Linked DNA regions of Homo sapiens: region 1 is linked to region 2. A link is a loop called in an ENCODE intact Hi-C map of the cell type or tissue named here. Cell type or tissue: PC-3. All regions are shown on one strand. Each heading gives the region's core, and the rest is flanking DNA. Links, peaks and the distances in the headings are about the cores only. Region 1 overlaps SUCLG2 (succinate-CoA ligase GDP-forming subunit beta). Region 2 overlaps SUCLG2 (succinate-CoA ligase GDP-forming subunit beta).

Region 1 (8,347 bases), core at 17-8,016, 96 kb before region 2:
TTTGTAGGATAAATTACCCAGAGTGAAGCAAAAAGGAATGTAGCCATTTTAAACATCAAAAGGTTCTGTTAAATTGTTCTTTTTTTTTTTTTTTTTTTTGAGACCGAGACTTGCAGTGTTGCCAGCCTGGAGTGCAATGGCGCGATCTCAGCTCACTGCAACCTCCACCTGCCGGGTTCAAGCAATTCCCCTGCCTCAGCCTCCCGAGTAGCTAGGACTACAGGTGTGCCACCAAGCCTGGCTAATTTTTTATATTTTAGTAGAGACGGGTTTTCACCACGTTGGCCAGGATGGTCTCAATCTCCTGACCTCGTAATCTGCCCACCTCAGCCTCCCAAAGGTGCTGGGATTACAGGCATGAGCCACTGCGCCCGGCCTAAATTGTTCTTCATAGAAGCTGTCCCTGATTTCCACTCCTAAAAAGTGAAAATTATCAGAGACACTATTTTCCAATTCACAATCATTAGCCATTTGTATCTTTGTCAGTGTGTTAGGTGAAAAAGGGTATCTCACTGGTATGGTTGGGCTCTGTGTCCCCATCCAAATCTCACCTTGAATTGTAATAATTCCCACGTGTTGCAGGAGGGACCCAGTGGGAGGTAACTGAATCATGGGGACGGGATTTTCCCATGCTGTTCTCATGATAGTGAGTAAGTCTCACGAGATCTGGTGGTTTTATAAAGGGGGGGTTCCTCTGCACAAGCTCTCTTGCCTGCCACCATGTAAGAAGTCCCTTCACTCTTCCTTCGTCTTCCACCATGATTGTGAGGCTTCCCCAGCCATGTGGAATTGTAAGTAAATTAAACCTCTTTCCTTCATAAATTATCCAGTCACGGGTATGTCTTTATTATCAGCGTGAGAACAGACGAGTACACTCACATATAGTTTTAATTTGAATTTATTTTATTATGAATGAGTTTAGGCATTATTCTATGAGTTTAAGAGACATCTTATTTTTTTTGTGTGAATTTTGCCTATTTTTCTATTGAGATTTTGGTCCCTTATTAATTTATAGGAAGAGTGTGAGTGTGCGTGTGTGGGGGGGTGTGTGTGTGTGTACAAGAGAGTGTTGCTTTGTCACCTAGACTGGAGCGTACTGGCATAATCATGGCTCACTGCAGCCTTGAACTCCTGGGCTCAGATGATCCTCCCACCTCAGCCTTTCAAATAGCTGGACTACAGGCACATGCCACTAGGCTGAGCTAATTTTTTATTTTAATTTTTTCTAGAGATGGGGGTCTCGCTATGTTACCCAGGCTGCTCTTGAATTCCTGGTCTCAAGCAATCCTCTTGTCTCAGCCCCTTTAACATTTACCTTTTGAACATGCTTTTGTTACTTTTGCCACATGGAAATTTCACAATAATGTCACTCTTATATGGCTTCTGGCTTTGTGTCAGACTTTTAAAAGGCTAGTCCCATTCTGAGAGTATTTTTAAAAATTCTCCCATTATTTTTTCTAGTATTCTTTATAATTTCTTCCATTTTTTTAATCCAAATAAAATTTGAGTTAAAGTGCGAAGCCAGCAAATACTTCATTGCGGAATATTTTTTGTATTTTAGGGGGTTTTCTAGGTCATCAATGTGACCTTGCAATGTGAGTTGCATGGGGCAGGCATCTTATGTATCCTGGGCACCTTGGCATCCACTGTAGTGATACAACCTCTGCAGAGTCAACACTCGATAAATATCGGTTGAATTAAAGATTAATTCAGTTCTAAGTGGGGACTACATAATAGAAATAACTTCTGGGTACACATATATATATATATGTATAATCTAATCCAGCTACTTCAAAACTTCCTTTTTAAAAAATTGTGATAAAATATACAAAACATAAAATTCACCATATCTCAACCATTTTTGTCTACACAGTTCTGCAGGGTCAAGTTGGTACATTCACATTGCTGTGCAACCAATTCCTAGAACTTCTTCATCTTCCCTCACACTCTGTATCGCTAAACAAACTCCCGTTCTTCTCTTCCCACTGCCTCTGGCAACATCATTCTACTTTGTGTCTATAAATTTGACTATTCTAGATAGCATCTCTCTCTCTGCCTCTCTCTCCATCTCCATATATATATATATTTTCACACACACACACCCCCCTCTATATATACGCACATATATATCTCTCCATATATATCTCCATATATATGTATATAGATAATACGTATAGATATATATAGATACCAGATATATAGAGATATTAGAGATCTCTATATACATACATACATAAAATAAAAGATATGCATATATATACATACACTAGATACCTGTGGAATCATCCAGTGTTTGTCTTTTTGTAACTGGCTTATTTCACTTAGCATAATGTCCTCAAGCCCCATCCATACTGCAGCATGTGTCAGAATCTTCTTTTACAAGGTTCAGTAAAGTTCCATTATAGTATATACCACATTTTGTTTATCCATTCATCCACAGATACACACTTAAATTGTTTCAGAACTTCTTAAGCCTACACCAATTTTGCTTAGTACAAGGCTGCATTTTCTGCACATTAATCCCATTGTAATTATACATTAGCACAGCATTTTGGGGATATTTTCTGTTTTAATTTTTACTGTTGCACAAAGGCAGACCATAATTTTTTTGAGCAAGACTAAAACATAATCTGATCTTGGAGACATCTCCAAACCAAGCTGGTTCTCCCTTGTAGATCTCACAATGACAAACCCTTGTAAGATGTCTTATTCCAGAGGCTATTCACTAAATGGTTATAAGGGCTAAGCAGACAGAATGTGTGTGACCAGGTGTAACAGGGAATGGCATGGCATGTGGCAAGTTGAGATTAGTATTCCCACTTTCTACAAAAGTTAAAAATAAGCACAGGTCAAAGAAAACATTCTCCTGGTCAACTTGCAGTCAGTCGCTTACTACTGCCATCTATTTCTCAGCTCATAACCACTGCGTACAAAAAGTTTTTCTGCACTTTTGCCATCAATTGTTATTTTGTCTGTTAAGTAATTTTTAAAAATTAAAATTCGTAAAATCAAATATACGTACATGAAAATCTGACAAGTTTATAAAAATCTTTAAAAATGTCTCAAAAGGAGCATAAGGAGGAATGGCCTCAGAATCGTGCAGGCACAGTTGTGCGCTGCATCGCCAAGATGCCATTCCCAAAGTATACTCCATCGCGCCTGGCCACTCCACCCTCGACCCTCTACCCAGCGGAATACGACATATCCCTGGAAACCCAGCAGGCGCAAGCCGAGCGGTTGGCCATAAGAGCACAGCTGAAACAGCAGTACTTGCTTCAGTACAACGACCCTAACTGCTGACGGCTCATTGAAGATCCTGCCTTGATTTGTTGGACCTATGCAAGATCAGCAAATGTCTATCCTAATTTCACCCCTAAAAACTCACTCTTGGGAGCTTTGTGTGGAATTAGGCACCTGTTCTTCTGGTATGATGTATTCAAAACTGACAGGAATAGGAAAGAAAAACTTATCCAGGAAGGAAAATTGGATCAAACATTTAACATCTCATATTAAGTCTGGCAATGATGACTATGTGTATTCTTGCTGAAATAAATCGTCTATTAATCAAACAAAAATCTCAACAGGTTAAGAATTTTAAATATTTTTCTTGCATTCCAGAAATTATCATCAATATTCACGTACGCCTCTCAAATCTAGCCAGAAGTACAAACCACTTCAAGAGGTGTTAGTGATCTTGCACTGACTTGGACCATCCGATCTTTTCATCAGCCTAAACCTTAGAGGCACATGTTGACAATTCGTGGCACTCATGTTTTCAGAAATGAACAGTATAGATGATAATTAAGACACACTTGACAAACTTGTAAGTTTCAGTCATACAATAGTCACCCTTTATCCTCAGTTTCCCTTTCTGTGGTTTTAGTTACCCATGGTCTACTGAGGTCCAAGTTATTAAATGGAAAGGACAAAATTATGGAATAAGATCCTTGGATGGAACACAGCACTAAAGTCACTGACGGATTACAACCTCTACAGCCACACTTAGATGACCTAAAAAGAAAGAGACAAACTTCTAATTATGATGTTCTTCTAAAAGGTTGTGGTGAAAAACCTTCAGCTATCCAGGATCCCTGACCATTGACATCATCTGTTCCTGACATCCAGCCATTGACACCCATGGTTTGATGATCCAGGATCATCCAAAGTAGATGTCCCTCACGAAGTATTGCCAGGAGGTCATGAGAAGCCCAATGCTACATCGCAATGCTCACATCACTCACCCCACGTCTTACCATGTAGACATTGCATCATCTCACATCATCGCAAGAAGGGTGAGTACAGTACAATGAGGTATTTTGAGAAAGAGACCATATTCACATCACTTTTATTACAGTATATTGCTATTGTTCTATTTCATACTGTTGTTAATATCTTACTGTACCTAATTTATAAGTCAAAATTTATCCTAAGTATAAATATCTAGAATATCCAGAAAAAAAGAGTATATATAGGGTTTGGTAGTAGGTAAGCTTCAGGCATCCACTGGAAGTCTTGGGACGTATCCTCCACAGATAAGGGGGAACTACTATATTAAGCTTTCCTATGTCTTAACGTTTTTCAACAAATTCTCACAGAAAGAGACTTTGGTTGGGAACAAACACTGGTAATTTTTATGTAAAGCAAAGTATCATCTTTATTTTTGTTATGTCTAATATTCATCACATTTTAGAGACAACAGGCATGAGTCACAGGAAAGATATTAATAATTTTATAAGACTATCATTTTATATGATATTCAACCATGAGTGAGGTACCTCCAAATGCCTAAACCACATCCTAGATGAAAATTAAGTAACTTAACTTTCAAAGTCACGTTGAACCTAAGGTACCTCTAAGATACTATTTCCTTAGGAAAAGATCATTGATGATTGTTTAAATGTTTTCCCTTCTACACTGTCCCATCTGCTCATTGTACACTGGCCCTCTAGAGCATTTCACTAATCCCCACAGCTTGAGCAAGCCCCATAAAGCAGAGATTCCCAAGCCTACAACTCTAATGCACAGCTTTCCCTGGGATCCCAAGCCATATATCCCTTCTACTGTAGAAATACACTCAGGTGTCCCTAGATGAACAACTTCCAACATGTCTACAGCTGAGATCAACCTCTCTCTCCCTCTGCCCGCTGCCCCCTCCCCCACTCTCTCCTTCACATTCCTTTATCCGTCCCTCTTCCTGTATCCTCTCAGCCAGCAGGCAGATATCTACCGGTCTGTGAGCCCCTGAGGAACAATGGTTATTTTTCATTGTCTCTTTTCCCCAAGGCACAGCAGACTGAGCAGCACCCTATCAGTGCTCATTCCAAGCTGCTGAGAAAATGAAGATTTAAAGCCTTTCATGGAGTTAGCAGTGAAAAAAGAAAAAAACAAATTAAAACATTTTATTTCCTTTCCTCGATAAATTAATTCAAAGGTATACTGACAATATGGCCACTTACTTATCCCTCAGTTCTCACATATTCGTCTTCCTTCCATAGGTAACTCATTTAAAACCTAGAGTGTTTCAGGTACCAGGAAAACAAGAATAAGCCATTTAAGAGCTGTAAATAACTCTTAATTTTCTCGTATAATATGTAGTGAGGGGGCAGTATCTTGTGATGTACATTATACTGTTATTAACTTCTCTAGAACTCTCTATTATGTTCACCTCCTGAGCTTTTAAATATGTGGTCAGCAGATTTTGCCCACTCCAGATTTATTTATCTGCCATGAAAAGCCACCTATTGCTGAGCCTCTAGGAACTTCTTCAAAGTGGACACCTAGAAGTGTTGTTTCACCTAGTCATGCACATGACAAATGTTTCTTGGGCAATAAAAATAGATGCCAAGCACTTTGCCAGCTGCTGGCAACACAGCAGTGAGTAGGATGGACAAAGTCCCTGCCGTGGTAAAGATTAGGATCTAGCAAAGGTGACTGCAAATAAATAAGAGAAATATACAGATGTCCAAAGTGATATGGAGGAGGCAGACAGGGTCACTGTGCAACTCTGGAGCTGACTGCCAGACAGTGCAGCTAGACCACAGTGGCTGTATGGAAAACGGGCTCTTGGTGACCACCACTGCTACAGGAGAAGCCCCTTAATAAACATCAAATGAATGGCTAATGTAGCTGGTATCCTCATTCTCAGGAGGTGAAACCAACCACTGTAGCACATATTCAGGAATCTTCCAGGATCTTCCTTTCAACAGATCACTTTCCTGGCATCTCTTTGCTAGTCTCAGAAATGGCAATTAGTTCCTCTAACTGTCCATCGAATCCTGGCCCTTTCTCTCTCATCCTGAGGTTTAGTTCCAGATGACCCTGTTCCATTCTACCATCTTCAATCTTTTGCTTTCAAAGTGAGCCTTTATTCATTTTCAAGTAAGTGGTTTCCCTTCATTTAAGCATATATATTTTTTAAAACCTTATTCTGTTTTATCCCTCTTTGACTTGCCTACTGTTGCCATTAAACTTCCAGAGAGAGTCAATCAAAAGAAAAAGACAAGACAGAAAGAAAAGAGTGCATCATGTACTGTCTTATGGGAATAGTGCTGCCCAACCAAATTAAAGGACATACTCTGTAACCTTTTCATAAAGCCCCAGGCCAGAGAACATACACACATGCACACATACACACAATCTAGGGCCATTAAGGTGGCCTCTCTGAGTAACAGAGGAAGGAACAAGTAAGTTTATCTGATTTAGCTGTGGGACTAGGAAGCTTGCCCCACTAGACACATAATCAGGTGCCATGGGCTGGAACAAAGGCAGAGCAGGGGACGATACTAAGACAGATTCTGTCCCTCAACAGCTCTGAGGCCAATGTTTTGGTCTTTGAAGCCAAGGGATATTATTACAAAATTGGCATATTTTAAGCTGTTCTCAATAAAATATCAAGTTTATGCCATCAATATTCATTTCAAATGCCCATTAGCTATGAAAGAATAGCAATTAGCTAAATAACATGTATTATTAATATTAATACCATTAAGAACAGACCTTTATGGAGCAGTACAATAAGGACTTTTACACATTATTCTACTGAATCCCCACAATAAGCCTCTCGGGAGTTGTCATCATTCCCATTTTATAGATGATGAAACTAAAGTTCGAATGAGCTGTATCACATGCCTGCCAGGTGGCTAAGTACCAGCAATGCTACAGAAAAAATAGAGATTACCATCTATCATGAAGTGTATGTGTCCACATGCAATACACATGCACACACATACCAAAACACATTCAAAGACACATCATAAACATCCTCTTTTAAAACATCAGGGAAATATTTTTCTTCATCATAAACAGCTGGAGGAAAAAATTATAAAACAATAAATAATCCTGTTTCCTGGTAATCACAAACACTAGAGGCAATGAAGCAAGTTCCCAAATGTTTTCTGAAACAAGTCAGACACACCATCCCCCAATGGCTTATATACCTGGCTTTTCAAAGGCCCAACGAAGCCTAGATTTTCGGCCATCCGCTGAGCTTGGCTGTCCTTTATTCCTTCAAAAATGTCAATTTGCTCCTAGTAAAAATAAATCAAATAAACAAAATTCAGACAGTCAACTGAGAAGATTTACAACCTCAAAAGAAAATGCTTAGTATTTATTTGCAAATGAGTAATTAAAGTGTGGCATCTATCCAGAGATCTCTGAGCAGGGCTACCGCAGATGCCTGTAGGGTATGTTTTAATTAGCAGACCATCTATAAAAAAGCCCTTCCAAAAACTATATAATTCTTCATGGTGGCATGCTGACAAGAAAATCTGATGCCAGTTTTCACTTTTAATTACTATACAGATGGCATTGATGAATATTTAGTCAGTTAATTTTTTGACATCTTTTGGAAGGTTTCCAAAGTAAGGTTTTCCTGCCTACTAGTAGTTAAGTTTAAAGCCTGTCATAGATAGGTTAAATATTACCTTATGATTTAAACACTCTATTGATGATAATTATTACTGTTACCTTAGCTCTACAAAATGATATTGTCTCAAAGACACCGAGCACTGTCACTATACATTATTTCATGCATTCTCTTAACAAATGGAATGGCCTGCTTTAAATAATGTGAACTTTGAAAACAGCTAGGTGTTGTTGGTAAGTCTGCATATAAAGTCTCAATTCAGTTTCCAAGGTAATTAACTTATTATATAATATTAGTGAAAATATTTTAAAACCAATCACTGCAGTATGAGTACAGCAGGTCTTCAAATAACGTTACTTCATTCAAGGTCGTTTTGTTATAAGGTTGAGAAAAAAAAAAATCAATTCCCAGCCAAGGCCACTGTCTCTGTGTAGTCTACACATTCCCCTCTTGTCTGAGTAGGTTTTCTCTGGGTCCCCCGGT
Region 2 (8,347 bases), core at 245-8,244:
AGGTGTTATGCCTAAGAGGGGTGAGGGGAGTAATCAGCTGGCCTCCAGAATTCTCTTTAAAAAACTTAGTTATACCTGCAATGCTAGTGCTTCACTGTATTTAAGAAAATAATGGGGAAATGAAGATCAAAGACCAACTTGAACTTTACATTTCTTTGCTCTCACTTCCCAATCCCCAAACCACAAGAGTATAAAACAAAAATGATCCTTTCTTATGAAAAGGCTGGAATACAGTACTAACCTTTACTGAGTCTATTATCAAAGTTCACTGAGGAGCTCTCATCCAGGTTTAGATCTTATTTTACTGGGATTTTTTCACAGTAAAAACCAATCTTGATAGCTTTTAAAAATGAAACCAATTTTCATTTATTAAAATATAAGTCACTTCAATTTCTACATTTAACATCTGAAAGTCACAAATTAATTTCTTTCTAGAACATAAATTCTATGAAGAAAAAGGGCTTGCCTGTCTTGCACAGCTGTGTCCACAGTGCCTAGTACATGGTTGACCCTCGATAAATATTTGTTCCAGAAGAGAATGCATATACATTTCAACTGACATAACATAGAAAGGGTCTGGTGTATTAGCATCTGGTAGAACTTTAAAAAGTTCAAAGAACAACAATTACTAGCTAAAGTACCTGCGACTTACTCTTAAAAGAGCATAGAAAATTAGAATATTGAAATATGGAGAGTGCTTCTATCCTAAACTCTCAACCTGTGCTACTGATACCTGGACAAGACTGAGTAGCAGACGCACAACTCTTTATTTTTAGTGGGAAATAACTGCATTCCCAAGGCTGAAGGATGCACATGCAAATCCTTCTAGTGTCCAAATGTGCACTGTCCTAGATGGTAGCCACTAGCCACATCAGTCTCTTGAGCACCTGAAATGTGACTAGTCTGAAATGAGATGTGCTGGAAGTGTAGCATTCCAACCAGGTTTCTGAAGATTGGGACAAAAAAATGAACACAAAATATCCTGTTGATAACTTTTTATATTAATTACATGTTGAAATGATGTTGTTTTAGATATATTGGAGTAAACAGAATATATTATTAACATTAATTTCACCCTTTTTTTCATTTTTTTAATGTGACTGTTAGAAAACTTTAAAATACTGACGTGGCTCACATTATACTCCTACTAGACAGTGGCAATCCAGACCGACACCTACAAAGTCTGTATGCCACAGGTGGGGATGCTCACTGAAAGGCAGACAGCAGGACCTGATCCCTAATATCTGGATCTGTAAGGAGGAAAATGAGCTAGATGTTCTACCACACAACAATCGCCCTTTGATATGGTTTGGCTGTCCCCACCCAAATCTCACCTTGAATTGTAATAATCTCCACATGTCAAGGGTGGGGCCAGGGGGAGATAACTGAATCATTGGGGCAGTTTTCCCCATACTGTTCTAATGGTAGTGAGTAAGCCTCACGAGATCTAATGGTTTTATAAATGGGAGTTCCCCTGCACAAGTTCTCGTCTGCCACCATGTAAGACATCCCTTTGCTCTTCCTTTGTCTTCCACTATGATTGTGAGGTCTCCCCAGCCATGCGGAACTGTGAGTCCACTAAATCTCTTTCCTTTATAAATCACCCAGTCTCAGGTATGTCTTTATTAGTAGCATGAGAATAGACTAATACACTCCTAAAGACTCGCAATAGCATTGGGAAATAAGTACTATTAGCTTTGACCTAAAGAAACTGAGGCAAGGACGGAGAAGGTACTTCTGCAGAATTACAAAGCTGGTAAAGGGAAGGCAAAACACTGAAGCAAAGTTAGCTTGACTTTAAAGTCATGCCCTTGTCTTTGGTCTCCTCCAGTCACTCAGAGGGTGCTCTCCCCATGTTCTAAGGGACTTAAAGAAGGATGTCGACAACTGACTCACCCTGCAAAGGCTTCTCAAGCCCTTCAGCCATGTTTCTCCCAGCCACTAACCCACAGCTGACAGAAGTGGGTGAAATAGTGACTAAAATCTCTGAAAAATTACCATGAAGCAACATCCCATGTGCTGCTATCTCAGGTAAAAGAATAAAGTTTTCCTAAATTGATGTTTTTTGCTTTTTTAAATTGCAGTTATCATTTCCTTTATTAGTTAACATGGATCACAATTTCCTTTTTGTGTTATCAAATATTGTTGAAGGCTTCCATCCACTCCCTGCACACATTATTGAACGATGCTCCACTGTTGTACTATTCTTCATTTCAAAAAGAGCTGGGATGAAAACACCCTAATGCTCATACTGTAAGAATTTCTGAGGATACACCCTCCCTAAGGGATACTGAAAAGAAAGGGAAGTTGTTTGTTGTTCTAATTTTTTTTTTTTTTTTAAGAGAGAGAAGGTCTCACTCTGGCGCCCAGGCTAGAGTATGTTAGAGTGATCATAGCCCACTGCAATCTCAAACTCGTGGGCTCAAGTGATCCTCCTGCCAAAGCCTCCAGAGTAGCTAGGACTACAGGCATACACCACCATACTAGGCTAATTTTTTTAGTTTTTGTAGAAACGGGTTCTGCTATGTTGCCCAGGCTGGTCTCAAACTCCTGGACTCAAGTGATCCTCCCTCCTCAGCCTCTCAAAGTACTGAGATTATAGGCATGAGCCACCCCACTGAGCCTGTTCTAAGGTTTTTGACACTTAGGCCAAGTGCCTCCAGTGAGTGATCCTGGCGGAACTGAGGACACAGAGGTGCCTGTGAATCTCATGCAGCATGGGTCAGGCAGGGCCCAGTCTAGAGGAAACCTCTAGGTGTGCCAGGGAAGAAAGGCTCTATTCTCCTACACCCAGGCCATCACACTGAAGGCTGTCCTGTGATTCCACATCTCCTCCCAGGTCAGCAGGACTGAAGACTCACAGGGACAAAGCTCTGAAAGCAGACCCCTCCCTTCACGCTGCAGTCACCATGTGATTCCTGCACACTTACACACATGTACATGAGGCAATCTGGACTTTTTTGCTTTTGCAGTTCTAAGCTCTCCCCTGTATCTGTCCCTGTCAGTTTAATCCACAACAAAAAAAATTAACTAGTGGGAAGCCACTACCTGTGAATTCACTGATTTGGGCAAGTGTATTTCACCCATTATGAATCAGCTTACTTAGTCTCTTAGCAGCCTCGAGAGCTTCATTTGCAGTGTCTGCTACAAAGAATCTTTGAACTCTCACTCCGTTGTCAGACATCAGTTTCTTGCTCTGGTATTCCTGCAGGTTCAGCCATCTTCTGGAGGTTAATTGAACTGCCTACAGAAATTGAAGGAGAGAGGTAAGAACATTCATTAATAGCAAGAAAAATAAAAGTCAACCTACATGGCCAGTCTTAGAGGTACTGTTGACTGGCAATCTGCAACCCAGAGTTGAGAGAAGCAAAAGAAAAAAAAAACCCACTTAAATTCATGCCTAATTATTTTTTAACAAAAACTGTTAAGGACAACTACACACACACAAATGAATGCAGGTTTTTTAAAAATGCTGAAAGCTGAGTGAGCTCTGTGATCTAGTTAACAGTAATACACAAATATCAATGTCTTGCTTTTGATATTGTACCACAACTACATGAGGTGTCAGCATTAGGGGAAGCTGGATGAAGAGTACATGGGGCTGCTATACTATTTTTGCAACTTCCTTTGAGTCTACAAGTATTTCAACATAAGTTATTTTAAAAACTGTTAAGGACTCTATTACATGGATATGGCTCCCCCCTTCTCACCCCAAATAAATAAAGAGCATAGCATTATTTTAATAACTGTATATAGACTGTTAATCATTGTAAGGTTTTTCAGGAAATTTGTTTAAACACTCTGAAGTCACTGGGCCACAGACTAATTCATTTCTTTACCACAGTTTTTAACAGAGTCTGGGTAGGGCCATTGTGTGTTTAACGAGATTATCTCTTTCATCCACCAAGGTTGAGTGCAATAACCTGAAAGACTGACTATTAATTAAACTAGTTCCTAAACTGCAACTTGTGTATTAAAGGAAATTTGCTTAAGTTTCAAGTAGAAGTGGTTTTCCAATATGCACTACGTGTTTATCTGTGTTAAAAGGACACAGTCAAAGGACACAATAACATGAACAAATAAATTCCTTACATTTTATCCAATAATATCAACAGTATTCCCTACCAAATCTGTAAGCCCCATTTTTAAAAGAAGGAAAAAAAAAAAAAACCAGGAAAAATGAATACACTTAATGTAAACTCCTTTCCATCCATGAGTCATATGCAAAGGAAACATTACTCACAAGAGGAAGGATGACAATACAGTTAATGCACAAACCAAAAAAATCAATCACACAACTGGATCACAAGACTGGTAGTACATGGACATCATCTGATACAATCCCTACTGGCTTCTGTCCACGGCTTTGGTGGATGTCCAAGGCAGTGTCACACAGATCATAAAAGTGAGGCCCACAGGGCTTCATCACATGGAGCCATTACCTTTTGGGACATCTACTGTGTCCTTAAAATGTCATTTTCTTCTGGTATCCCCAAGCTATGATGTATTCATGGAGCTCTTTTGAAATAGGGTGATTCAAAGCTCTATACCCCCACTACTAGACTGTGTTCCACTAAAGGGTAGAAAGTGTGCCTTAAACTTCTCTGTATCTCTGTGAAGAAGGTGACAGTGCTTGACATATGAAAGACACCCAAAAAATGCCACTTGGATGGCCAAATGAATCAACTCTGCCTTTTGTCTCCTGATATGGACAATTTTTCATTCCCAGAAACTGGCCACCTCTAAAAATAAAAAAGTACAAGTTAGTCCTTAAGATGTGAAATAAACATAATATAATGTATACATGCTGGTAAAAAATTCAAATTTCAACATGATCAAGCCTAAAGATAGCTCTCTGTTCCGTCCTTGTAGCTGCTGGTAATGATGGTTTGGTTTTGCTTTTAATATTGAAGTTGCCTATACTTCTTCTTTAGAAATAAATAATACTGGGATAAAAATAAATTGTCAGACAAGCAATGCTCACATCATTTACCGTATATTATTTTTTAACTACACATTATTTCTTAATCTTACTTTTTAAGTCTTGATGAAACATTAGTAATTTGAAAAACACAAAATTCTGTAAATGAACATACTCAAAGGCTTTATAGTCTTAATAGCGTGTTATATAACATACAAAGAAAAATACGAGTTTAAGGCATTTAGCGAAAAAGCCCCTTAGTGAAAGAAAACATTAAACATTAGCTGTGTGCTATTATCTAGGACCACTCTTAAAAGGCAAATAGGAACAATCAATAGATTATGTCTACGTTGACATAACAATTTAAAGCCATTAACCAAAGAAAGAAAAAATATAGTTTGAAAAGAGCATTTGAGGGAGACTAAAAACAGCCACAATGTGGTTGTGGTCAATTCCTTTTCATCAGAACACTCGCCATATTAATTTTAGATATGTTAATGCAATCTGCTGGAAACTAATTGCAATTGATCCAGAGGCCAGCTTCACAGACATGTAACATATATTGACTGTTTCCACACTGACTCAAATGAAAGCCAGCTTGAAGTCTGTTGCTCTTAAATTGAAAACCAGGACAATGAGCACAGTTCCAAATCCACTGATGACACCCGGCTATCACTCCACAAAGGAATTCTTTTACAGAATAATCACCTATTTTTGTCAATCCAAAACTTGGAAAACTAGGGCCCTGACTGGCTCTAAAACTTCAAGACAACTCCACTTATTAAGAATTTGTAGCTGGGTGTGGGCAGGCGCAGTGGTTCACACCTGTAATCCCAACATCTTGAGAGGCGGAGGCAGGAGGATTGCTTGAGCCCAGTAGTTCAAGACTAGCCTGGGCAACATAGTGAGACCCTGCCTCTACAGAAAGTGAAAACATTAGCTGGATGTGGTAGTGCATGCCCACAGTACCAGCTAATTGGGTGGCTGAGGCTGGAGGACAACTTGAGCCTGGAAGGCTGAGGCTGCAGTGAGCTATGATTGTGCCACTGCACTCCAGCTTGGGTGCCAGAGTGAGACTCAGTCTCAAAAAACAAAAAAAAATGTGATACATCTACAGAAGTATAATTTATGTTTACTTCTGCATTCTCAGTTGTAAAAAAAGGGTGAGAAGAAATCTGCTATGCAAATGGATGGTAGAAAGTACGCTGGAAATGTAATATAAACTGCTGAATAATAATAACAATAATAGTTCCATCTACTATTAATTGAGCACTTATGAGCTAGGCATTATATTAAATATTCATGTTTCATGGTTAAAACAATCAGGAAATGTCAAGAATTATTATCTCTCTCTGTAGCTGTCATTAGTGCAAATCAAGAAATATCCTCGGTCTTCTTCCTTCTAGGCACTTCCTTACTTCAGCTGAAGTTAGGCGATGCCGTATCTACTACCTAGAGTTAGCACCAGATCCCCCAGGTTAGAGGCTCAGTCCCACAGGACTATACCCACTTGAGATGCCAGGCACAAGCCCCAGGTTATTTTACCTGTGCTTCTGACCAACCAGTTATCAATTGGGAGTTCCCAAGACCTCCTCCTCGGGTTTAACTAATTTTATAAGATGGCTAACAGAGCTCACAAAAACCACTGCTGACATTTACCAGTTATTTATAAAGGATATGACAAAAGACACTGGTGAACAGCCAGATGGAAGAGGTGTACATAACAAGGTATGCCCATGGAGCTTCCATGCCCTCTCTGGGGGTACCACCTTGCAGATACCGCCACATATTTGGCAATCTGGACACTCTCCAAACCTTGTCCTCTTAAGATTTTATTATTTTATTACATAGGCATGATTGTTACCTCATTAGCCATTGGCGATTAACTCAACTTTTAGTCCCGCTCTCTTCCCCAGAGACTGGGAGGATGGAACCGAAAGTCCCAACCCTCTAATTATGCTATGGGCTTTCTAGTAACCAGTCACAATCCTGAAGCTACCTAGTGGACTCCAACCACTAGTCATCTCATTAGGGTAGAAAAGACACTCATCACTTCAGATATCCCAAGGGTCTTAGGAACTGTGTGCCAGGAACCAGGGGTAAAGACCAAATATGTATTTTTTTTATTATATCACAGTATCATATCAATTAACTAGTTCCAGCCAGTAAGTTGTGAGTACATATGTTGTGTGACACATTCAGGCCAACGTTTAATTGCCATCCCTCCTACCCCATCGAAGTTTGCCCTCTCTAGATATGGGGAATGGCAACATTCAAGATGGTAGCTGATCTATCAGCCAGGGACCAGAATAAGGATGGACATATACCAAGTGACTTTACGTAAATGTGTAGTAAAAAATACACCTTTGTGGATTCTTAGCCACTGAAATTCTGGGGGTTATTTGTTACTATTGCACAACCTTTTTGCCCAATTGGCTTTACTGACCAATAAAGCCATGTTACAAATTAGGAAACGGGCTGAACTTGCCCAAGATCACAAGTTACTCTGAAACAGTAAAACTTCTGGATCAACTGGGTAACACTATTGGTTCCCTGTGTTTGTATTCTGGTCCCAGAGGCTCTGTGGTGATAGAGACTGAGATAAGAGACAAGTAAAATAGTGTCCCTTTCGTCAAAAGTCTACCAGGAATAGGACTTTCACGAAATGCTGACAGAGCTCGTGTAAGGTAAAATGTAACTACTCCAGGCTTTGGGAGGGAGGGAGGTGGAGATGTGAATAGGTGTTGTCCTAAGATGCTAGAATGGTAGAAGTTTATTTCAACTCCTAGGAAGAGCTACCTGTTATGACCCTAAAAATAACATCTTTGCTGCAGGAGACATGAAGAATCTCTCAGATAATCCATGAATTCTAGAATGCAAGGAATGGAATGGAGTATAAAGATCATCTGCCCCAGTGCCTTTTGATTGTTTCTGCCAGTCATTTGCCAGCCTGCCCTCAGGACCATTCCACAGGCTCTTCTGCCTAAATTTGAGACTCTGTTCAGAGACTGAACAGTAGGGGGAAGACACCAGGCTTTGTTGTCCTCTTTGTGGGTGTAACAGCATCTCCTCTGAAGCTCCAGGTCTCTCCAGACAGCCCTCTCTTCCACATTCCAGCTCCTGCTATCTCCCCTGCTGTGACTTCTGCTTGTAACAGCTAGCCCTAGACTCGGCCAACACCATTTCCTTCCTCTCCTATGGCTCACGGAAGATTCCTGCTGTTGTCCATCCATCTCTGTGTTGCCTCCCAAGCCTGTGTGCCTTACAATCTTTCCGGCCCTTTGTTAAATTCTATTAAATGACCTCACAAAATCCCTGTCTTCCTGACTGGCCCTTACTGACACAGTGCTTCACAGGCTGAAGGTGAAGGGGAATGGCAGTGATCCACTTTTAAAAAGGTCTTTGGGACCCTATACTGGAGAAGTT

The links. Peaks named below come from ENCODE experiments on the same cell type or tissue, not always from the same donor. Only the 100,000 strongest peaks of a DNase experiment are listed, where the experiment ranks them.
Region 1: a loop joins it to region 2, with 11 times the contacts of the local background. A loop is called at or near these places in 2 of 110 quality-filtered maps.

Annotation. Positions count from the first base shown.
Region 1 is chr3:67,510,811-67,519,157 of GRCh38, forward strand. It overlaps SUCLG2 (succinate-CoA ligase GDP-forming subunit beta), which reads right to left. Exons shown (of 11, transcript NM_003848.4): 6 at 7,437-7,526. It also overlaps the pseudogene NDUFB4P1. Among named protein-coding and RNA genes, the nearest start is that of SUCLG2, 140 kb to the right of the region's middle. In PC-3, for the core only: no CTCF peak of the experiment used is centred there; no DNase peak of the experiment used is centred there.
Region 2 is chr3:67,606,353-67,614,699 of GRCh38, forward strand. SUCLG2 (succinate-CoA ligase GDP-forming subunit beta) reads right to left here. Exons shown (of 11, transcript NM_003848.4): 2 at 3,103-3,244. Among named protein-coding and RNA genes, the nearest start is that of SUCLG2, 44 kb to the right of the region's middle. In PC-3, for the core only: no CTCF peak of the experiment used is centred there; a DNase peak (open chromatin) is centred at 4,299; H3K27ac peaks cover 2,244 bases.